Linked DNA regions of Homo sapiens: regions 1 and 3 are each linked to region 2. Evidence: chromatin contacts called from ENCODE Hi-C or POLR2A ChIA-PET data. All regions are on one chromosome and are shown on one strand. The core of a region is the stretch at or near the end of the contact, and the rest is flanking DNA. Distances in the headings are between cores, read along the strand shown. Region 1 overlaps BCAT1 (branched chain amino acid transaminase 1). Region 2 holds the start of ETFRF1 (electron transfer flavoprotein regulatory factor 1). Region 3 overlaps BCAT1 (branched chain amino acid transaminase 1).

Region 1 (3,500 bases), core at 506-3,005, 380 kb after region 2:
AAAGTTTGATGCATTGGAAAAATTTCCTTGAGGCATTTAGCAACACATAGAAAATGGGCTTTGATTCTTTTCCAAAACTTTTAGCCATAGGGTCTTTTATAGACAGGGATAGTAAAATGAAAATTGAGAAATATAAGATGAAAAGGAATGATAAAAATATCTTTTAGGGGGCTTTTAATTGGTGATCTGAAATCTTGGGAGAAGCTGTTCTTTTCAGGCCTGAGGTGCTCTTGACTGTCGCCTGCGCACTGTGTACCCCGAGCAACATTCTAAGGGTGTGCTTTCGCCTTGGCTAACTCCTTTGACCTCATTCTTCATATAGTAGTCTAGGAAAAAGTTGCAGGTAATTTAAACTGTCTAGTGGTACATAGTAACTAAATTTCTATTCCTATGAGAAATGAGAATTATTTATTTGCCATCAACACATTTTATACTTTGCATCTCCAAATTTATTGTGGCGAGACTTGTCCATTGTGAAAGTTAGAGAACATTATGTTTGTATCATTTCTTTCATAAAACCTCAAGAGCATTTTTAAGCCCTTTTCATCAGACCCAGTGAAAACTAAGGATAGATGTTTAAAAACTGGAGGTCTCCTGATAAGGAGAACACAATCCACCATTGTCATTTAAGTAATAAGACAGGAAATTGACCTTGACGCTTTCTTGTTAAATAGATTTAACAGGAACATCTGCACATCTTTTTTCCTTGTGCACTATTTGTTTAATTGCAGTGGATTAATACAGCAAGAGTGCCACATTATAACTAGGCAATTATCCATTCTTCAAGACTTAGTTATTGTCACACTAATTGATCGTTTAAGGCATAAGATGGTCTAGCATTAGGAACATGTGAAGCTAATCTGCTCAAAAAGATCAACAAATTAATATTGTTGCTGATATTTGCATAATTGGCTGCAATTATTTAATGTTTAATTGGGTTGATCAAATGAGATTCAGCAATTCACAAGTGCATTAATATAAACAGAACTGGTGGCACTTAAAATGATAATGATTAACTTATATTGCATGTTCTCTTCCTTTCACTTTTTTCAGTTTCTACATTTCAGACCGAGCTTGTCAGCTTTTTTGAAAACACATCAGTAGAAACCAAGATTTTAAAATGAAGTGTCAAGACAAAGGCAAAACCTGAGCAGTTCCTAAAAAGATTTGCTGTTAGAAATTTTCTTTGTGGCAGTCATTTATTAAGGATTCAACTCGTGATACACCAAAAGAAGAGTTGACTTCAGAGATGTGTTCCATGCTCTCTAGCACAGGAATGAATAAATTTATAACACCTGCTTTAGCCTTTGTTTTCAAAAGCACAAAGGAAAAGTGAAAGGGAAAGAGAAACAAGTGACTGAGAAGTCTTGTTAAGGAATCAGGTTTTTTCTACCTGGTAAACATTCTCTATTCTTTTCTCAAAAGATTGCTGTAAGAAAAAATGTAAGACAAAAAAAAAAAAAAAAAACAAACAGAGGCAGAGGCAGGCAGTAGCAAGAAAGCAGAGCGTAACATCAGCTAGATGGTAACATGCAATGTCAGCTCTCTTGAAGACATGGGAAACCTAAGTTACACCTTGGGTTAAAATTCTTCACCATATTAGTTTTGTTGCTTCATAAAATTTACCTAAGCAAGTGGTCTTGCTTGCCTCAAATCCAAGCAGTCTTGAACACTTGGAGGCAATTAATGAGTATATCTTAGTCAAAAGAATTGTTGGAGCTTTTTATTAAAGCTACAGTTTCAGTTCTGCTTTTGGGGAATTGTGCTATGAAAGCAGCTGCCAAAATAAGCTCATTTATTTTCTTCAATCCCACTCAGTGCTCAGTCACTATATTCTGTTTCCTTTTTTTTTTTCAAGTTGCATATTTGGTTTCCCCTTATGATTGGGAAAGATGAATTTTCAGCAGAAAACATTGTTTGTTCACTTTCAAAGAGTGATAGTTTCTAAAACATTTAGAGCAATAAATATTCATCAGAGGTACCAAGTAAGCCGGCAGAAGAGTTAAGGGTTAGAGAAATCCCTTATTTCATGTCTTGACTCTAAAATTATCAAAGTACTTTTCCTTGTAATGTGGATTTCTTCTTATGCGGATATGCAAAAACTTCAGTTATACGTAGTAATGCTAGCAGGTAATTTTAGTAGACATTTTATAACAACTGTCACTTTGTTTCGCCACATGTAGAGTTTGTTCAGCTATTTTCCAGATATCTCCCCACAAAAGGAGGCAAAGGGTACCAGCTTTTCAATGAGCATTACCTATTACTTGGCAAAGATGATGAAGACTCTATTAATAGTTCATTTGATAAATGTTGACATAACCAACAATAGAGATTAGGAAGTTAGTTTTAAGAAATCAATGGCATATAGACATTACCCTCATGGAGTTTGTATTCTACTACTTGAACTGATTGTAGCTATAAAAGCATAGTTAGATAGCTGAATAGTTAGATCATAAGCAAAGAAGGCCAGAACACATCTCTTATCAAGAAATCAATGAATAGTTTATCTCATTTTTAAAGCAACTTTATCCTTCTTTAATTCCTTCCTTTCTTCTAGTGCAAAACTACTTAATAAGGTTGGTGTTTAGGTTAGTGTTCACACCATTCCTCATCTGGTGTGAATTACCTTCTCTTTCTTTACTATTTACTACCAACCTAGTACATGTGTTGACTGAATTCTTTTCAAACAATGTTGAGTTATCATGGTGCACCTAATAAATTAACACCACAGATTACAGCATCCTTGCTGATTTTCTCAGCAAAGCCAGATTAGATGGAAATAAACAAAGAAAATGATCCTAGAGTGAATTTTTCTAGAAAATATCTATTATGAACCATGCTGTTTAAAGTATTAGCTTGAAGGTGATGGATCCAGCTATTCAGAAAATAACTTTCATATAACCATGATTTTGCACAGTATGAGGTCTTAAATGTGTGGAAAGAGATAAATTTTTTATCATTACCACAAACCCCTTTTAAAGATTCAAAGGTGGAAGAAAGTGATTTATTTTTTCTCTTCAGCATACATATATAAAAGACTTGTCAGATGTTTAATTTGGGGAGGTTGATAATGAAACATATCAACAGAGTATAGTAGTTATAGTAGTGTTTGTGGGTAAATAATTTCCTGGGGTCAGACATATATAAACATATTTGCTTCAAAATGATAAAGGCATGAAATCAGTCTTAAAAATTGAAATGGGGGTGATGGGGGAGAAAAAGAAGAACAAATTTGAAGTGCCCTTTCAAATCTGCTGGATACAAGTATTGAAGTTTTAAGTCATCTTATTCTGTCTGAAAGTGTATTTTTCATTCTACAATAGACCCAATCAACAAGACGTATAACTTGAGTTGCATGATGTTCAGTTTATGTAATCTACTGTTGGGATGGTAAGAATTGATGTAGGCTGTGGTGTAAGAATGAATTAAAATATAGTTTCACTGGCTTTTCTCTACATATCCACTATCACAATGGCTAGGTTTCCTGTTGCTCACTATTG
Region 2 (3,393 bases), core at 808-3,307:
TTAGTTGTTGGTCTTTTTACAAATTATGTATCATAAAACACTTGCCCAGCAAAAATGTAACTAGTGTGGCTATGGCAAATTTGTTCTTCTTTGATATGTTAACTTATATGAATTAATGCAGTTTATCTTTTTTTTTTTTTGAGACGGAGTCTTGCTCTGTTGACCCGGCTGGAGTGTAGTGGTGCGATCTTGGCTCACTGCAACCTCCCTCTCCCGGGTTCAAGCGATTCCCGTCTCAGCCTCCAGAGCAGCTGGGATTACAGGTGCTGATCACCACGCCCGGCTAATTTTTTGTATTATTTTAGTAGAGACGGGGTTTCACTGTGTTATCCAGGATGGTCTCCATCTCCAGACCTCGTGATCCACCCACTTTGGCCTCTCAAAATGCTGGGATTACAGGCGTGAGCCACCACACCAGGCAATGCAGTTTATCTTTATGCAGTTGACCTTGAAGCATTTAGGTTTACTTTAGCCACTAAGAGAAATAGGTCTCCTTGGGTTCACAATGTAGTGAATAAACAATTTTGAGTTCAGCAGGGCCCTGAGGCTGCTCCTGAACTCTGCATGAAGTCATGGAGGTTACTGTTTTAAGTAAAGAGCCAAGAGTTAAGGACTAAGAGAAGCCCCCTATTATTCTGAAAACTTGGATGTGTGCGCTGGATGAGACAGCGGTTGCAGTCCCCATTGATAGTTTTTTCCCCCTGTCATTCTAGGCTAAGGAGTTAGGACTTAACCAGTTCCAGTTCCAGGCTAATGGAAAATTGTCATTTTACTGGGGGTTATGTGGTGGCCAAAGTTGTTAATCATTGTTCCCCATGGGGTAGATACAGTGAGAGCTTCAGTAAAGCCTTTCCTCTAAAAGCCCACTATTTTAAGGTAACTTGGGATTACTGAACTATCTCCTTACCCCGATGAATCCTAACTTGAGTTGACTGAGGTGTTTTATCATTAAACATTAGTTTTACTGAAACTAATTTAAAAGGAAGCCTTAACTTTCATATCAAACAGCTATGGTAAACTGAGTAAGAACTCTGTACGAAGTCGCTATTAAAATGTTTTTATCTTGCTACCAGGATATGGATGTAAAATGCTAATAACTATTACACAACCTATAATAGTTACAGGTTACAATAGGGATAATAACACTTTAACCCACAAAGACTAGCTTAGTCCTACTACTTATCTATGAATAATGCATGTAGTCAATAACACTGGAAGGGATAGAGCATTATAAACTTATAATTCAGAGATGAGAAATGGTGCCAGTAATTTAAAAGTATTTCAGGTCTCATAATGCTAAAACAGGGTGTAGGTATGCCCTACAATTACAGAGAACTCAGTCGGGCTTGAGGAGAACAGCCTCACTTAATTGTAGTTTTCCTGTCGGTGTAAGGTGCCGGCGTTTCTTCATGTGGGAGGAGACTGAAATTCTAAAGGTTGTGTGGTTAGTAAAATTAGTCTGTGACCTCGGGAAACTAATGAGTCTTTGGGGCCTCAGCGATCTTCATGTTAAGGAATATTTTAGCCAGGAATTGCTTCATTTTCAATTCTTGTTTAGGGCGCTCTTAGGAAAAAGGACGCGTACGCTGCACAGAAAGTAAACAATAGAGCAGAAAGAAGAATCCGAAGGTCATTAATCTTAAAATAACCAACCCTCTGGAGCCAACTTATTTCTCTCTTTAAATTGCGGAATGAGCCCCATCCCCCTGCTGGATTAAACCGCAGAGGCCCAGGCCTCCCACCGGGTGTCCGCTGCATGAACCAGTCGCATGCCTGTTTCCTTCTCGAAACCCTCACAGAAAGACCCAACACACTCTAGGAAATAAACCGTCAACGTCAGGAGACGCTCAGAACCCTCTTCCCACACCCGGTGGTCCTCGCCCAGAGCATATTTCGCCTCCAGACCCCAGGATCCGGGAAATGGAACAAAACTCCCCGGCGGCGGCACTCACGCACTTTCCGGCACGCCGGAGCCGCAAAAGCCTCGACCGCTACGACTCCTCTGTCCGTCTACTGCGAAGCGGGGTGGCGTTGGGGGAGGTGGGCAACCTGTCAGTAAAGGGGGCGGGGCGCCGGCCGGAAGAGCCTCCGCGCGGCTGCGCTCTTTTCCTGGAGCTCAAGTGGGCGGGGCCTGTCGTCCGGGCAACCCGGGAGCGTTTGTCCACACAATTTCTGCTCCGACTCTGCGGACTACTGCAGTGGAGCTTGACTCTTAATGGTGAGCAAGGCAAATGAGGCAGACAGGTGGAGGGGCGACCACTGATTCTGCTTCACCAGTGTTAAATAATGTAATCAAGAGCCAGTCATATTTTACAGCGAAGCGGGTCGGTTTGGGAAATAACTCATACCTTGGGGTGGGTCGGCCCTCTTCTCAGCAATGGCTTTCCTTACCTGGACCAGGCGGACAGGTAGGAGTCCCAAACCAGTTTCTGCAAACGGGAGATGGTCAAAGCTGTCACACGGTATCCTGATCTCGAATGTTGCTAAGCTTGAAAATTGGTCCCAACCTAGTAACTTTCAGTAGTGATAGACGTTCCCACTAAATTTTCTTATTGCAACTTGGCGGAAATGTTTTAGTACTTCTCCAGCAGTTAATTAAAAGCTAATGCAATTTACTCTGCTTTGAAAAAATATTTTATGTCGTCTTTTGTGGGAATATGAATTGTTTTGTGATTCAAGGTTCTCATCCTGCATTAGTTAAATATGATAAGGCTTCTCATTTTGTTTTTCTGCACTCCTCAACTGCCATGTTTTCAGCAAGGAGACAGGCCAACATGTAGCTATGAGAGTATCTCTGATTTTCTTAAATGTGGTTTCCATCAAGACATTTTCTATAATTAAAACCAGAGGAAGTGGAGAATGTAATTACTTATTTAATTCATTAATTAAGGGAAAAATGTGGAGTGCATTCTTTGTACTTGGCACTGGGCTAGAAGCCAAGAATACCAAGAAGAACATGACGACAACTCTGCTTATAGGATACAGATTAAACAAATTAATTACAATACAGCTTTACAACTGTAACAATTGAAGCATCTAAAATGGGGTAACACACAGTTGGAAATGATGAAATTTCAGTGAGGGGAAACAAGGGAAGGAGAGTGGTGCTTTTCAACCTGTTTTAAAGTATAAATACGAGTTTTCCACATATGGTGGGAAGAAATAGGGAGTGGAGGCCTGGCGCGGTGGCTCACCCCTGTAATCCCAGCACTTTGGGAGGCCGAGGCGGGCAGATCACGATGTCAGGAGTTCGAGACCAGCCTGGTCAACATGGTGAAACCCAGTCTCTACTAAAAATACAAAAATTAGCCGGGCGTGTTGGCGCGCACCTGTAATTCCAGCTACTCAGGGGGCTGAAGCAAGAGAATCGCTTGAACCTGGGAGGCGGAGGTT
Region 3 (3,596 bases), core at 277-2,776, 360 kb after region 2:
TTTAAGTACACTCTGAATCAGAGCTACATGATTTAACCAGAAACACCAGAAACTGTCCTGGTGGAAAATTGTTCTTTATCCAAACAATAATCATGAAACATTTCCACCATGGCTTTTAAAGGTCAGAATAGAAATGAGTGAGTTTGTCTTCTGCCTCTTGCAAAATATACAAGACCTTAAGACTGTTAGTTACTATTCAGATTATGGTTGCCTGGGATAACTTTAGTTTTAATATACTCCTTCACTTTGGGGATGTTCATCTAACAGAACAAATAAAATTCAGAATAAGGAGAAAGGAAATAGAATATATATTTGAAGTAAATAGAATGTTAGGAAAAACCTTTGGGCTAAAAAAAAAGACATGCAATTCTGAAGTAACTTTGATTTATATCATATGATTTTAAGAAAATACAATGAACAAACGAGTTGAAAATCAGCACAATACTGATTTTCACAAACGTTACCGATAGGAGGTATAAACAGAGTTCTTTCGGTAATAGCCTGCCGTCTTTTCATGAGCGCCCACACACACTGCTCCTGTTGGTTGAGATGGCTGGTGCAGGAAGGTGGATGGGGTGGTGGATAGTGTGTGTTCAAAGCACAGTGCTGTGCACAGTCACTATGTGTGGCACTCAGCTTGTAACTCATGGGAGTTTTGATTTCAGTAACAGCACCCATGGTGGCAAGATCACACATCATCACTCTGTTGATGAGTAATTTAACCCATACGCTTGCTATTCACCATTTGAACAAAGCATTGTATCATATCCTGGACCCTGGAGATACCCTGAAAAATAAGACCCAGGCCTTGTGGTTGAGTTCACAGTCACTTTGGGAAAACAACCACAGCAGTGAATCTCGGTATTGCTCAGGCCACATCATGAGTCTTCTCGGACACGTCAGGCGTGTATACGGACTCGACTTGGAGCACTCTTCCTCAGATGTCTGTACCGCTTGCTCTTTGACATCCTCCAAATCTTTGCTTACAAATCCCATTCTCAGTCTGGCTTTCCTTGAGCTCTTAATCAAAATCATAAACTCCATTTCCCATTTCTCCTCAGCATTCCAGCATTCTCCATTGCTTTTCCTTCTTTGTTTCCCCCTGTGTAGTCTAACATACTATCAACACAATAAATGTTTACCTGTGTCTATTAGAAAGTAAGCAGGGAGATATGTCAGTTTTGTTCACTGCTGTATTCATAGAGCTTAAAACGGTAAACAGCACTCAATATGTATTTGTAGAATAAATGGCTAATTGTGCTGATGGTGTTTAGGGCACTTATGCAGACCTACATTCCTGGTTTCCATTAGTGTTTGACTTTGGGAAGTCACAGATGAATCCTGCTGTTATTGCTTCTAAATTCCTCATCTCCTAAAAATGACTTCTTTGTCAAAAACAAGCTGCATTTGTAGGTTCTGTTTTCCTCATGTTGGGCAATCTGGAGTGATTTCTGGCTCTTGTAAGTATGTTTGTGGTTGCAGAGGAAAATGAATATTTCTCACCCAAATGTTGTCATGTCATCATCTCTGTCTGGCAACCAGAGAAGCAGATGTTCTGTTCCTTGACCTCAGGCTAGTGGTTACAGTTCTGGGTGTTAAACATGTTTCACAAAACAGCACTTGCACATGCGGGGCTGCTGTTTTCATTTAACTTCATGTAGTCTCAGGGCTCAGCAAGCTTTAGGAAAGGTCCGGTTTGGGGGCACTGGAAGTGTGTGTGTGTGTGTACATATATATACACACACAAATAGATCCATACATTTATGTATCTAGTTGGCTAGCTATTGCAAAACACATGTTTATTTTGAGATCATCAACACTTCTAAACATGACAAAGAGTAGCCCTAAGAACATTGCCAAGAACAAATTTTCTCCTTTCCAGAAAGCAATTTTCAGCAGATGATTTTCAGAAACAAAATTCAAAAAAGCCATACTGCTGTATCCTAGCAAAGATAACTTATTCGTTTATTTTTTACTCAAAAACATTTATTATATACACTCTGGGCTAGGCACAATGCCCAGTTTTGAGGATAGAAGGATGAAGATAGAGTTTGGTATTCCAGATAGAGCTTGATTGTTGGGCATGTCTGATGTAACCCCAGTGGAGTGGGCGAGCCTAGAACCACCATGTATTGAGGGAGAGGGTGGTGGCCTCAGTGTCAGGACTCACTAGATTCAGACTCCTGGGTGTCAGAAGTGGGGAGGAAAGGGAGATGCTGAGTGCCAGAGGGTACTGTAAGGAGAGCTTGTGCAGCTGATGGATCATGCATGATGCCTGTGAACAATTGTCCTACTAGACCTCACAGTAGTTAGGGATGTCTGCAGTCATCTCACAGTAGAGCAGTAGCTCAGCTTTGGAGTTTTGTTTCTTGAATGTCTTCTTTTTTAACCGTACACGTGCTTGAGCTCACTCTGATAAGCCCATTACATTTGAATCTCAGAGAGCAAAGGCAGCATCTCCATACTTGTTGCTGATGCTCCACCAGGTTTGAAAATCACTAAAGATAGACTCTTAGGCTGGGTGCGGTGGCTCACATCTGTAATCTCAGCACTTTGGGAGGCCGAAGTGGGCAGATCATCTGAGCTCAGGAGTTCGAGACCAGCCTGACCAACATGGTGAAACCCCGTCTCTACTAAAAATACAAAAATTAGCCAGGCGTGGTGGCGCGTACCTGTAATCCCAGCTACTCAGGAGGCTGAGGCAGGAGAATCACTTGACCCTGGGAGGCAGAGGGTGCAGTGAGCTGAGATGGTGCCACTGCACTCCAGCCTGGGTAACCTAAAAAAAAAAAAAAAAAAAAAAAATTAGACTTTCCAAGGGCAGCGTGGAAGCAGTGACCAGCCTGAGTAGGCACGCACACTTCTTGGGGATAGCCTCCTCCATAGCATTCTTAGAAGGTTTGGTAATGACCAGTTTTTCTGAGTAAGACCCTATCTACATTATTCTAATTAGTAACCACCTTTCATCTGCTAAGGTAAATTTTCACTTCAGAATATTCCTCTTAAGACCATGCAATAACTCTTACTGTTTGTTGGTGGAAAACCATCTCATTATTTTACTGGTTAAGGGTAAACTGAAGATGATTAGATAACTTTCCTTCCTTCCCTCCCCCCTTCCTCCCTTCCTTCTCTTTCTTCCTTCCTTTCTCCCTCCCTCCCTCCCTCTCTCTTTCTTTCCTTCTCTCTTTCTTTTCTTTTCTTTTTTCTTTCTTTCTTTCTTTTTTCTTTCTTCCTTCCTTCGTTCCTTCCTCCCTCCCTCCCTCTCTCTCTTTCTTTCTTTCTCTTTTCTTTCTTTCTTTCTTTCTTTCTTTCTTTCTTTCTTTCTTTCTTTCTCTCTTTCTTTTCTTTCTTTCTTTCTTTCTCTTTCTCTTTCCTTCCTTCCTTCCTTTCTTTCTCTCTCTCTCCTTCCTTCCTTCCTTCTTTCCTTCCTTCCTTCTTTCCTTCCTTCCTTCTTTCTTCTTTTTTTAAATAAGGGTCTACCTGAAGTGTGAACTGATTTGGGAAATTTGATCATGCAGAACAGTAAAATTTTCTTTATGTTTGTTGCTAGCAAAATTGTGATGGTTTTTTAAAAAAATGGCTATTGATAATAAGGC

The links. A loop is a pair of places that touch in the nucleus more often than their neighbours do. ChIA-PET counts read pairs that join two places held with the same protein, here RNA polymerase II (POLR2A). Pooled maps may share reads with other maps.
Region 1: a pooled map shows a loop between it and region 2 (5-fold over the local background). The contact joins the enhancer-like site here to the promoter of ETFRF1 in region 2. A Hi-C loop is called at or near these places in 3 of 50 pooled maps. POLR2A ChIA-PET finds 5 or more read pairs at or near these places in 2 of 52 experiments (MCF 10A and OCI-LY7).
Region 3: a pooled map shows a loop between it and region 2 (5-fold over the local background). The contact joins the enhancer-like site here to the promoter of ETFRF1 in region 2. A Hi-C loop is called at or near these places in 7 of 50 pooled maps. POLR2A ChIA-PET finds 5 or more read pairs at or near these places in 2 of 52 experiments (PC-9 and activated CD4-positive, alpha-beta T cell).

What each region holds. Positions count from the first base shown.
Region 1 is chr12:24,812,771-24,816,270 of GRCh38, reverse strand. BCAT1 (branched chain amino acid transaminase 1) reads left to right here. Exons shown (of 11, transcript NM_005504.7): 11 at 1-3,500. Among named protein-coding and RNA genes, the nearest start is that of BCAT1-AS1, 5.3 kb to the left of the region's middle. Within about 2 kb of position 1,755, at least 4 of the 41 ENCODE cell types and tissues checked have a DNase peak (open chromatin) inside an H3K27ac peak, as active enhancers do; they include OCI-LY7, where a contact is called at or near this core.
Region 2 is chr12:25,193,901-25,197,293 of GRCh38, reverse strand. ETFRF1 (electron transfer flavoprotein regulatory factor 1) reads right to left here and starts at 2,057. Exons shown (of 3, transcript NM_001001660.3): 1 at 1,957-2,057. DNAI7 (dynein axonemal intermediate chain 7) reads left to right here and starts at 2,134. Exons shown (of 16, transcript NM_018272.5): 1 at 2,134-2,218. The coding sequence starts at 2,216. RefSeq lists an enhancer at 1,697-1,816.
Region 3 is chr12:24,836,646-24,840,241 of GRCh38, reverse strand. The region is part of intron 7 of BCAT1 (branched chain amino acid transaminase 1); the gene reads left to right. Among named protein-coding and RNA genes, the nearest start is that of BCAT1-AS1, 19 kb to the right of the region's middle. RefSeq lists a silencer at 441-630. Within about 2 kb of position 1,526, at least 7 of the 41 ENCODE cell types and tissues checked have a DNase peak (open chromatin) inside an H3K27ac peak, as active enhancers do.